2 separate regions of the Mus musculus genome follow, and region 2 is linked to region 1. A link is a loop called in an ENCODE intact Hi-C map of the cell type or tissue named here. Cell type or tissue: left cerebral cortex. All regions are shown on one strand.

What was found. Peaks named below come from ENCODE experiments on the same cell type or tissue, not always from the same donor. Only the 100,000 strongest peaks of a DNase experiment are listed, where the experiment ranks them.
Region 2: a loop joins it to region 1, with 3 times the contacts of the local background. A loop is called at or near these places in 10 of 42 quality-filtered maps.

Annotation. Positions count from the first base shown.
Region 1 is chr19:29,250,974-29,255,973 of GRCm38, reverse strand. Jak2 (Janus kinase 2) reads right to left here and starts at 4,171. Exons shown (of 25, transcript NM_008413.4): 1 at 3,856-4,171; 2 at 3,455-3,537. In left cerebral cortex, CTCF peaks have their summits at 1,986 (motif pointing right) and 4,227; DNase peaks (open chromatin) are centred at 3,462, 3,865, 4,287, 4,552 and 6 more places; H3K4me3 peaks cover 4,361 bases; H3K27ac peaks cover 4,269 bases.
Region 2 is chr19:28,962,024-28,967,023 of GRCm38, reverse strand. 4430402I18Rik (RIKEN cDNA 4430402I18 gene) reads left to right here. Exons shown (of 14, transcript NM_001374140.1): 3 at 3,351-3,488. Plpp6 (phospholipid phosphatase 6) reads right to left here and starts at 3,104. Exons shown (of 1, transcript NM_028922.3): 1 at 223-3,104. The coding sequence starts at 3,023. The coding sequence ends at 2,145. In left cerebral cortex, CTCF peaks have their summits at 2,624 (motif pointing right) and 3,162; DNase peaks (open chromatin) are centred at 3,132, 3,715, 4,029, 4,439 and 2 more places; H3K4me3 peaks cover 2,857 bases; H3K27ac peaks cover 2,661 bases.

The sequences.
Region 1 (5,000 bases):
GGAACATACAAGTCCCAGCGGAAAATTAAAAGTTTGTAAATGATCAGACTATGAGTAGTCCCATGTCCCCAGTTAGCTAGAATCAGGCCACCTGAAAACATTGTAGTAGAGATATAAAAAGCACTTCGTGTTTCTACACTAACTTGGCAGAGTGTGTGTGTTGCAATCAGGAACACATGCCGCTTCTAATCCAACAAGCCCTTCTCTGTTTCACAAAGTAACACATATACAAAAATACTTTTGAGTAATAAAACATTAAATGTGTGGCTTGCTCAAGAAAATAAATTTTAAGAAAGATTTTTTTTAAAGGACAAACATGGCTCTTTTAATAAGGTTTGCTCGAAATAAAAGGTGCATCAGTAACTCACAGAGATGGTGGAATCATGTGAGAACTGGGAACTTTCGTATTCTAGTTCATGTGCCAAACTCAGCCAGTTGGCTGTTCTCATAAATAAGCCTTCATTGAAACACAGCGTGCCATTTACTTATGCACTGCCTATGACTACTTCTGTGCTACAAAGGTTCCACTATAGACTAGCAAAAGAGACAATCTTGCCAACACCGCTTAAAAACTATGTTCTTTAACAGAAAAAAAAAAATCTTTGCCAACCAATTTAAATCAGTGATTTTCACAGTGTGGTGGTCCTTGGAAAACAAGTAAGAAATGCAAATGTACAGGTTCCACTCCGGACTTACTGAAACACAAACTCTGGAGACAGAATGCAACAATATATATTTCAGTAAATCCTGTATGTAATTCTAAGACCCACTGGATAAAGGGACCGTTCTGTAGTAGCTGGAAAGAGATGCGAACCCACCCAAAGTCTTCCTTGAGGAAGTCAAGTAAAGGCCTAATAAGGCTTTGGGGCAACTGTCAGAAAGGACTTAGCCTGGAGTGAGGAAAAATGCGATTGAACAGTGGGAAAGGAGGCTCTTAAGTAATGCTGTCAAGTCTCTCCTATGGCGACCCAGGAAATACAAACAGAGCGATTGAGCACGGACATTGAAGCAGTGTCTTGTCTAGGGGCCTTTACAACTCAGATAAACTATTCCTGCTCTATGAAATGGTGGGGAAATGTAGAGGGCTCAACACTGTCTTTCTAGCCAGCAAAGTATTATTAAAATAAGAAAGGCCTGGTTGCCATGGCAGCAGGGAAGCAGAAGAGAAGTTGGCATCTTAGTATCTCAGACAACAAAAGCTCTGGCACAAAAGCCTTTCAGGGACATTCAAGATCCAAATTACAGCAGTAGTATAAAATATCAGTTTTCATTTGGGACAAAAAGATTATCAAAAAATGTAGTGGTAAGAGCCCTGTGCAGAAGAAAATAAAAACTATGAAGTGTCCAGAGAGGCAGGTACACAAGAGGAGTAATTACAATGTGAATGAACCTCACAGACAGCATGCAGGCATTCTTAGAAGAACCTAGCAGACGTCATACAGGCATTATTAGAAGCAGGACATTATGCCATTATGAACTAAGGCTTTGCATTGAAAACTGTTATCAGAAAAGCCAGCTGCAACCAAATGAAAATGTTCCCAGACTATCTCCACTTGAGGAATCCTGAAAGTTAGCAATTTATTTATTATTTTTAAACCAAGGAAATACTCCTTGTTGGGTCAAACAACTTAGCATTAATACTCTTGGGGGGTCTGGTGCTGCTCTGATTCTGACAATTCCTCAGCCCCTTGGTATCATCCTAAGCACTGCCACATTGTCATTTCTTGTTCCACACTGTCATACACTAAATAGCAGCTTTTCATACAGTAAACTCTGAAGATACAGCTTTACAAAGACACACACCCCCATAGGAACGGATGGAACTTCCTACCTCTGAAACTACCTCAGGTTAAGTGGTGAGAGCCAGCCTTCCCTGGTGCTCTAACACCTGACACAGTTTGGGAAACTAAGAACTAAGCGAGGGAGCCTAAAAAGGAAAAACAGTGTAATGGGGGAGGAGCAAAGGACAAGTCTTTGCGCATCTTAACCACCAGGGGGCAGCACCACGGGGCTTAGGCATCAAACCCTTCCATACAGAGGCTGTAGATACACTAGCATGCAGTTTCTCTATGCTCTATGGAAGCCGCACCAGGGACTGACCAGCTACGCACGGGCCAGCTAGGAACCTCCTTTGCCTGCCCAGCTCTGAGAAGCTAAGACGTTCAGAAGCGACCAAACCATTTACTGCTCTGCATGCATCCAATCGACCCCCACACAAGGTTCTGAGAAAGTAAATTTTAAGTTAACACTGCTGTTAAATGGGAAGAACACCATTATCCTAACTTAAGACTGCACGCTCAGATCTAACTCCAAAGCCAATGGTCTTCTCTATTTTGCCAGAAAGGGATCCCATCTTTCAAGAATAGCCTATCTGGGTAAAGTAGAGAAAAAAAAATATGTTTACTTTTCACACTCAAGACACCTTACTCAAGACACCTTCAAATTACAAAGGAAAAGACACTAAAAGAAACAAATGAAGCCCGGTGGGTGGTGGTTTTAATCCCAGCATTTGGAAGGCAGAGGCAGGGGAAATCTCTGAGTTGGAGGCTAGCCTGGTCTACAGAGCAAGTTCCACAATACTCCACAAAAGCCAAAATAAACATAAGTGCTTATCTAGCCTCCACACACTGCAGCTCTCCTGTACAGGTAAATGCTCATGCCTGTAGCACCGCTCAGTACTCTCAGGATAAGTCCTGGGCACATCCAGTCTGCAGACGTCCCACACTCAAGCCAGCTCACATACAACCAAATGATCTTAATAGCTGGAACCGTAAACAGTAAACAGGTAAAGGATATAGAGAAAGAGGACCAGAAATTGATGATTCATTTTCAAATCCGCTGGGAACTATATGAGAATATTTGCAGTAAGCCAACAACTCACTCATACAAACCTATTATGAAACCAAAAGCAACCTCCGGCTTCTTTATTCCCACTTCTGTTTCCCTTCTCCGCATTTCTCCTCCTCTCTGTGACACACTCAGCGGCTCGGTCCTTTCATTCAGGGAAAAGGAGTTTCCCCTGATAGACTAGTAACCACCGGAAAGCAATCAACCAACAAAGCAAGCAGGTGAATACAGGAAGCATTCAATGTGGCAGCAGAAACCCAGCAAAAACAACCAATTTGTTCCCTCAACAGGTTATTTCAATTCCTTGAAAATTAAGACTGGGGAGAAAGGGGGAGAAAGAGACGACTTATTGTTTTCCTCTGCAAGACCACACTGTAAAACCAACAAAGACCGCTTCTTTAAGGATCCAAGAGACACAATAAATACCACCCAATTACTCTCCCACAGCAACAGGAAAAGTTCAACACTGCCATTTTCGCAGTAAGCAACAATTAGTCCTGCCGTTGTACACAAGCATCCAGCCTTCTTAGCAGGCACTGGCTCGCAGATCTCAGACACCCTTGTCTTTAACTGCAGCACCCAGGCAGCCCCGAGCGCTAACACCCACCTTCGCGGGAGGGAAAAAAAGGGCCTCTTCTTCTGGGGAGGGAAAACAGTTCACATCTTGTTCCCGTCGCCTGCTTCAGGAACCTAAAAACAGAAGCAGCAAGTCACTAACTCAAAAACCCAGGGCCAATAGATGCTCTCTTTTTTTTTTTCTGCGCTGTTTAGATGACTAGAAAAATGTACAGAAGAATAAGAAAGAGGGGGGGTCGGGTTCTAAGGCACAAGGGGATGCATGCATTTATCAACAGCTAGCCACTCCTTCCTAGGCTGTCGGAAACCCGCAGGTTTTCTAGCTTTGAAGTTCCCTGCCAGTAGCAGGGGGCTAAGGGGAAAGCAGGAGGCGGGATCGCAGGGAGAACCGCTGCCCCCCGCCCCCATCCAGCAGCCAGGGACTGCACCCACCGGCGACACGGGTCGGGCCACACAGGAGCGCCCCGAGGCGCGCAGGATCCGCTCCTCCGAGACGCGTCGGGCGGGCCGAGGTCTAGGGAGCCCCCGGGCCGGGCGCAGGGTCGAGCGGCCGCCAGGCTGGGCCCTCGGGGGCCCTCCCGCGCGGGCTTGGCCCGCACTCACATCCCGCAGCGGCGGACCCGGCAGCCGCCTGCAGCCCTCGCCGGGACGGACGGGCGCCTCCGGAGCCGGGGCCGCGGCCGAGGCGCCGACGCCGCGCGAGCTCGCCCAGAGCGGGGGCCCGCCCAGCCTGTCAGCGCGGCGGGAGGCCGGCGGTGGCCGCTGCTGCCCCCTTTCTGCTCTGCCTCAGCTTCCTGCAGCCCACGCCACGCCCACCGCGCGCCGAGCCCGTCTCCGCCCTCCAGGGGCCGCACGCCGCCTCCGCTCGGCCCCGCGACGCCGGCTCAGCTGCCCTGCTCGGCGGGCTCCGGCGCGGTGCAGCTTCGGGAAAGCGGCCCCGAGCGGCGGAGCGGGGCGTGGGCAAGCCGGCGGGGGTTGGCGGGGGGGCGGAGGCCGGCACGCCCCACTGCGCCTGCGCCGCCCGCGGGGCCGCTCTGCGGGGCTGGGCCGGGACGGGGGAGGCGGCCGCGGGCTCCGGGGAAGCGGAGGCGCGCGTGGAGATTCCCGGGGCAGCCCCCGGGCGAGAGCGCGCGAGGAGGAGGAGGAGCGGGGCGGGTGCGGGTTGGCGCAGCGTGCTTGCGGCCTCGGCTCGCGGAGGAGACGGCTGGGAATGAGTCAGCCCGGCCGGGAAGGCCCCGCTGCGTCCGAGCTGATAGGATTGGCGGCCGCTGCCTCCGCGGAGACTTTCCCCTTCCTGCTTTCGTTTCCACAGGCGGCTCCCTGCCCTAAGCGCTCGGCCCAGGGGACGTGGCACCGTGGACCGGGCGCTGAGACCCAAGTACCTGACTTCAGTTAACCACCACTTCTGCGAAGGGACCGCTTGGAAGAAGAAACGACGTATAGGGTCCCAAAGAGCCACGTTCATTCATTCAAGAATTTGTTCCCTGCTAGGCAAGGGCTCCCAGGAGAGGAGACGAAGGCAGCACCCATTCTGCATGTGCTATTCTCATAGAAGCCAGAAAAGAGGCTTTAAATCT
Region 2 (5,000 bases), 290 kb after region 1:
AGCATGGAGATCCAGTGAGATGCTGTGTAATCAGTAAACTCTATGGTTTCACTGAGCGCGTAGAAATGAAAGGAAAAACGAGAGGGTCCTGGTTTTGGTTCCATCTTGCTGACAGTTCTCAGTTGGGCTGTATCAATTTCAAGTGTTCAGGATGAGGAAGGAGCCCCCAAGAAGCCAAGTGATCTCTCTTACATCAAAGCAGAAATTAAAGATTTCACCTCATATCATTCAACATTACCAGTTTAATTTATTTTGATTTTTTTTTAAAGGCATCCTTCATCGTACAAGTAATTAACAAAGAAATCAGTTTTTTATTCCAGAGAATTTAGGATTATTCATGAAGTCGGGTAAATTGATCTGATCTATATTTTAAAAGCCAGCAAACTCAGGCCCCAGCAAACAAAATATGGAATTTCAGAAGTGCGACTAGAAAGTAGAAGTGGGCCCTTAATTAGCAGACTTGGGGACACTATAAGAACAAACAGTCACTTTCAAGTGTCTGGCCTGAATGTTATAATGAAAAATGATCTTCAGAAATTTAAACACACCTAGACCTCTTAGAACCTCACAGCTTAGCTGATCTGATGAGGGGAGAGGTAGTCTGTGTTTAGGTTGTTGTGGGAATGTGATAACTGTTTTATTTATCGAAGGACTTGTTCCAATGGGTGTACCAGACTCCCACTCTCGAAGGTCCTACTTCCTCCTACTGAGAACTGGTTTATCATGTCCATCTTCCACAGTCCTGTCCACCCATATCTTTGAACATTAGACCATAGCCCACAGCTCACAGTCCTTTCTATTTATAAATGCCAGAACAAGTGGCCATTGAGATTATCTGATGATGCCACTTTCACCAGTGATTTAAAGACTTTCTTTCCAGACACAGCAGCATTTACAGATGTCATGAGCATACCCCTCTTTGGTCTTTCTAGGTCAGACTGTAATCAGAGTCTACCATATTATTTGGTCATCTTTGGTCTTATGATTGGGGGGGGGGGGGCGCCATGAATGAACAGCTTTCAATGTAAACAGAAATTTAAGAGTTTTACCTAATGCTCACGTAGGGCAATAGGCTCTCCTGAAAAGTTTCAAGTTGTGTCCTGTTACCTAAAATGTGCTGAACACAGCACAGTGGGACCGATAGGGAAAGGATAGCATACAGTTATCCTTGGGGTACACACAGGAACGCTATGCAGGCACACTGAAAAGAACCACATTGCTCTTCTACTTTTTACTTAATAGAGGACCATTTGCTTGATTTAGTAGAGGTGACCGACAGCAGGGCTTCATTTCCTGCCCCTGGCCATGGCCTACTTCCCGGTCTGCCTCCTTCTAAGCTCTTAGTTCCCCTGACTCTCCCCAGCAGCTCAGCTTCTTGCCCCCTGGTATGCTACTTGTCCATGGGACTAGGAAACAAAACAGTAGGCTCATACTTACATTTCTGTGGGAACCTTAGACAAGCCCACCTTTTGAATATGTCTTCTTCCATATCTTGGTTTGTTCTATGAGTGCTAAAAGATAACGTTAAATAGTAGTAGAAGTTAACTATCTAAAGATCGTTTGAGAGGTACTGGGAGCAGAAAGGAAAATACTCTGTGGAACCTCTTAACTACCAAGTCCACAAGGGTGGGAGAGCTTAAAGGAATCAGAAGAAGGAAAAAGCTCCAATTATGGCAACATATTCAGAGAGTTAAATTGGAGAAAAAAAATCTGTTTTGAACTTTAAAATTATTGTTTAAAATTTACTGCAGGTAAAGGGTGGGAATAGCACATGGTTTATCTAGCTAATGGCTCTTAAATTTTAATTTACAAGTAATAACATTGTTTTTTTGGGGGGTGAGGGGAATTACTCATTAACGTTGTCAACTTTAAGTAAATAGCAATCATACAGTCAGCCAGCTTGATTTCTTTACAGTTGTCTTGGTGATAAATAGCTGTCAAATACACAGTAGACTTTGTTTCTCAAGTATGGCCGTGTTCAGTAATAGCCAGCATGCGCTCCGGTCTAGGAACCTGTCAAGACAGTGGGATCCCAGAATTCCCAAAGTTGCCCAGAGGGGCAACTAGATGGCTCTGGCTTAGGTCAGCATCCTCGAGTGTGGAATCCTTCAGACCTCAAGGTGTCAATAATCAATGAGATGGTGTCACTGTTGATTCCACAGTACAAAAAGAACTGGAACATTGTGGGGTGACAGCCAGCAATAATCCACAATGCTGTACTGCATGTAGCCCAGAAAAAAGCCAAAAGCCACATCAGTGACGTTGTGCCGCCCGAGCATGACCCTAGAGAGACCCAAGACGAAGGCCCACAGGACCACCAGCACCCTCAGTGGAATGGCCAGTACCAGGTGGTTTAGGATAAACCGCGACACCAGGGCGGCCCTCGTGGCGTGGCCCGAGGGAAAGGAGTACCTGTCCACCGAGAGGGTGAAAAACATGTCCTTTTGATTGTGCGCGGGTCGGCGCCTGCGGACCAGCCCTTTAATCACAGCTACCAGCAGCAGGTCCAACAGCAGGGCGAAGAGCAGGTTCATCAGCACTTCGCGCCCGGCCCAGCTGTCGCTCCTAAGCAGGCAGTAGAGGGTGCCCAGCAGCCAGGGGATGCCATGCCCTGAGATCTCCAGCAGCTTCATCAGGGGCCGCACGCTGCCCCAGGCCGAGCTCTCCCCAGCACACACCCCCAGCTTCTTGGACAGCCACAGGTCGATGGCCAGCAGGGAGCGCAGGGCGATGCCCAGGAAGGACGGGTTCAAGTTCATGCGGGCGTCCTCCGGCGGCGGGGCCGGGGCTGCTTGTGCGGGGCCCGAGGCGGCCAGCGGGAAGGAGCCGCGCCGGTGCACCGGGCTGTCGGACGCGCGCAGCCGAGCGCAGGCGGGGTCCGCGCCCGCGCGGCAGTTCAGCAGCGATTGGAACTCGAACCTGCCGCCGCCGCTGCCACCGCCGTGGGCCGGGCTGCCCGGGACGCTGCTTCCGCCCGAGGAGCCCAGCGGCCGTCCCTCGATGGTCCTCCGGGGGCTCGGCATCGCGGAGGGAGGCCGGTCCCGGGGACCCGGGCAGACCGGAGACAGGCTTCCCAGCCCGTCAGCCTCTTCCGCTTCCGCACTGCCATCCCGGAGGGCGGGCCGAGGAGCCGAGCCGCAGAGCACGATTGTGACACCTGGCGGAGACGTGGGAGGGAACCGGGAGTACCAGCTTGAGGAGAGGTGGGAAGTGCAGGTGAAGGACGCAGTGATGGCGTCATTTCAGAGCTGTGGGAGGTTAGGATAAACAGCCCCTCTGCACAAAAAAAAAAAAAAAAAACAAAAAACAAAAAAAACCAATCCCTTGATTGCCCTCCTCTTCTTTTTAAGATTTCTTGCCCCGGAGTGTTCCTGCCGGACAAGGAAGCTGTGTACCTTGGAGTCTACCTTCTGAATCAGTACCTGGAGACAGACTGCTTTCCCCCTGTGTTCCCTGTTGTGATTCAACAGAGCATGAGATTTGTAAAGGTGATTTTGACTTCTCAGTGGGTTTTGCTGTCTGAAACCAGTTTAATGGTCATAAAGAATAGTGGTTTTGTACATTTATTCCCCGCCCCCCCCCCCCTTTTTTAACACAGTGTAAAAAGTACAAGCGGCCTTGAGGCAAAAACCATAGTTTGGAAGTCTTGCTTTTTGCAATGCAGGCCTGAGCCAAGTTCTGTCAATTGAGTGCTAAATACCCTGGTGGATGCTTTCTATTCTTGGAACTCCCATGGCATTTTCTAACTGGAGCAGAGAGCGTTTCTGAATGTTCTTGGAGGTGTTAGAGACAGTTGCATTGCATTTATGAAAGGGGCTATTAATAAACTGCAGATCTTAAGAAAAACTTTCTTAAGCTTGGGAAAATAACTTAAAACTATAACCAAATCAGCTGTACCTGGTAATTGAAAGCCTGTAACTAAACAAGAAAGCTGTTCATATTTTCTGAGTTTCCTTAAGTCATGTGCGTGTTATATAACAATAGTAGTAAGGGCTAGATTCCATTCCAATGAGTGCAATTGTGATTTTAAAAATTGTAAAAATCACCGGCCAGGGCTTCCCACTGCAGTATGCTGCTGACTATTCAATACTCTGCAATCACCAACAACACCCTAAGGTTCTGGTTTTAGCTTTGGAGTTGAAATTGGAGTAATCTTTAGTAAACCTAGTGGTTTTGCCCAGGGTCCCCTAAGGTGGACTTTTGGGGTGGAGGGAAGATTGTACATATCGATCCTAAAGTCTGGAAGATGTTTTCCAGAAACCTACCTATTTCTTGTAATCCAAGGATGAGAGAAAAGATGCGTTTTTAAAAACTGCAGCCTGTTCATTGGAAAAACGTCCGTGAAACTGGTTGGGTAAAAGTGATTGGATATTATCTTGGGAAATAGTCAGAACCCAGATGGTCCTACTGGCCATATGTGGGTGATAGACATGGTGTGAAGTAGGTGCTGAAAATGACCCCCACCACTTTCCCCACTCACCAGTTGCTGGCCCTGTACCAGACTTCTAAGATAGAATTGTAAGAGGTGCATAGATATGAAATTATTCTAACAGGGCATGATACATCCATCAATACCTTGGGAACTTAACTTAATCTGACCACCTCTGTTTTTAAAAAAGAGAATGCCTGAGATTCACAATTTAGATGCTTCTCCTGCTGGGTGGGAAAGCCTGAGGTTTCTAGTCAAACATACCATGGAACCATTTTTTTTTCTTTGAGTTGTTTAGGCTCATATTCTAGTTTCTTCTAGTTCCAGGTTTCTTGAGATCTGTTCCATTCTTTAGCTGAAAACTCGTGTGGCACATAGCAAAAGCATTTTCCTTCCCCACATCTCTTTGCATGGCTTAGATTTGAATAATTTAAAAGTACGTGGGTAAACAAATTCCTCATAAAAATTCACAAGCCATTGTATTTGAATAGACTAAGCTAAGTGTTTGCTTCCCAAGATCACCCTTGAGAAAAACCCTTACACGTAACGTAGGTAGATATGTTAGGTTCTT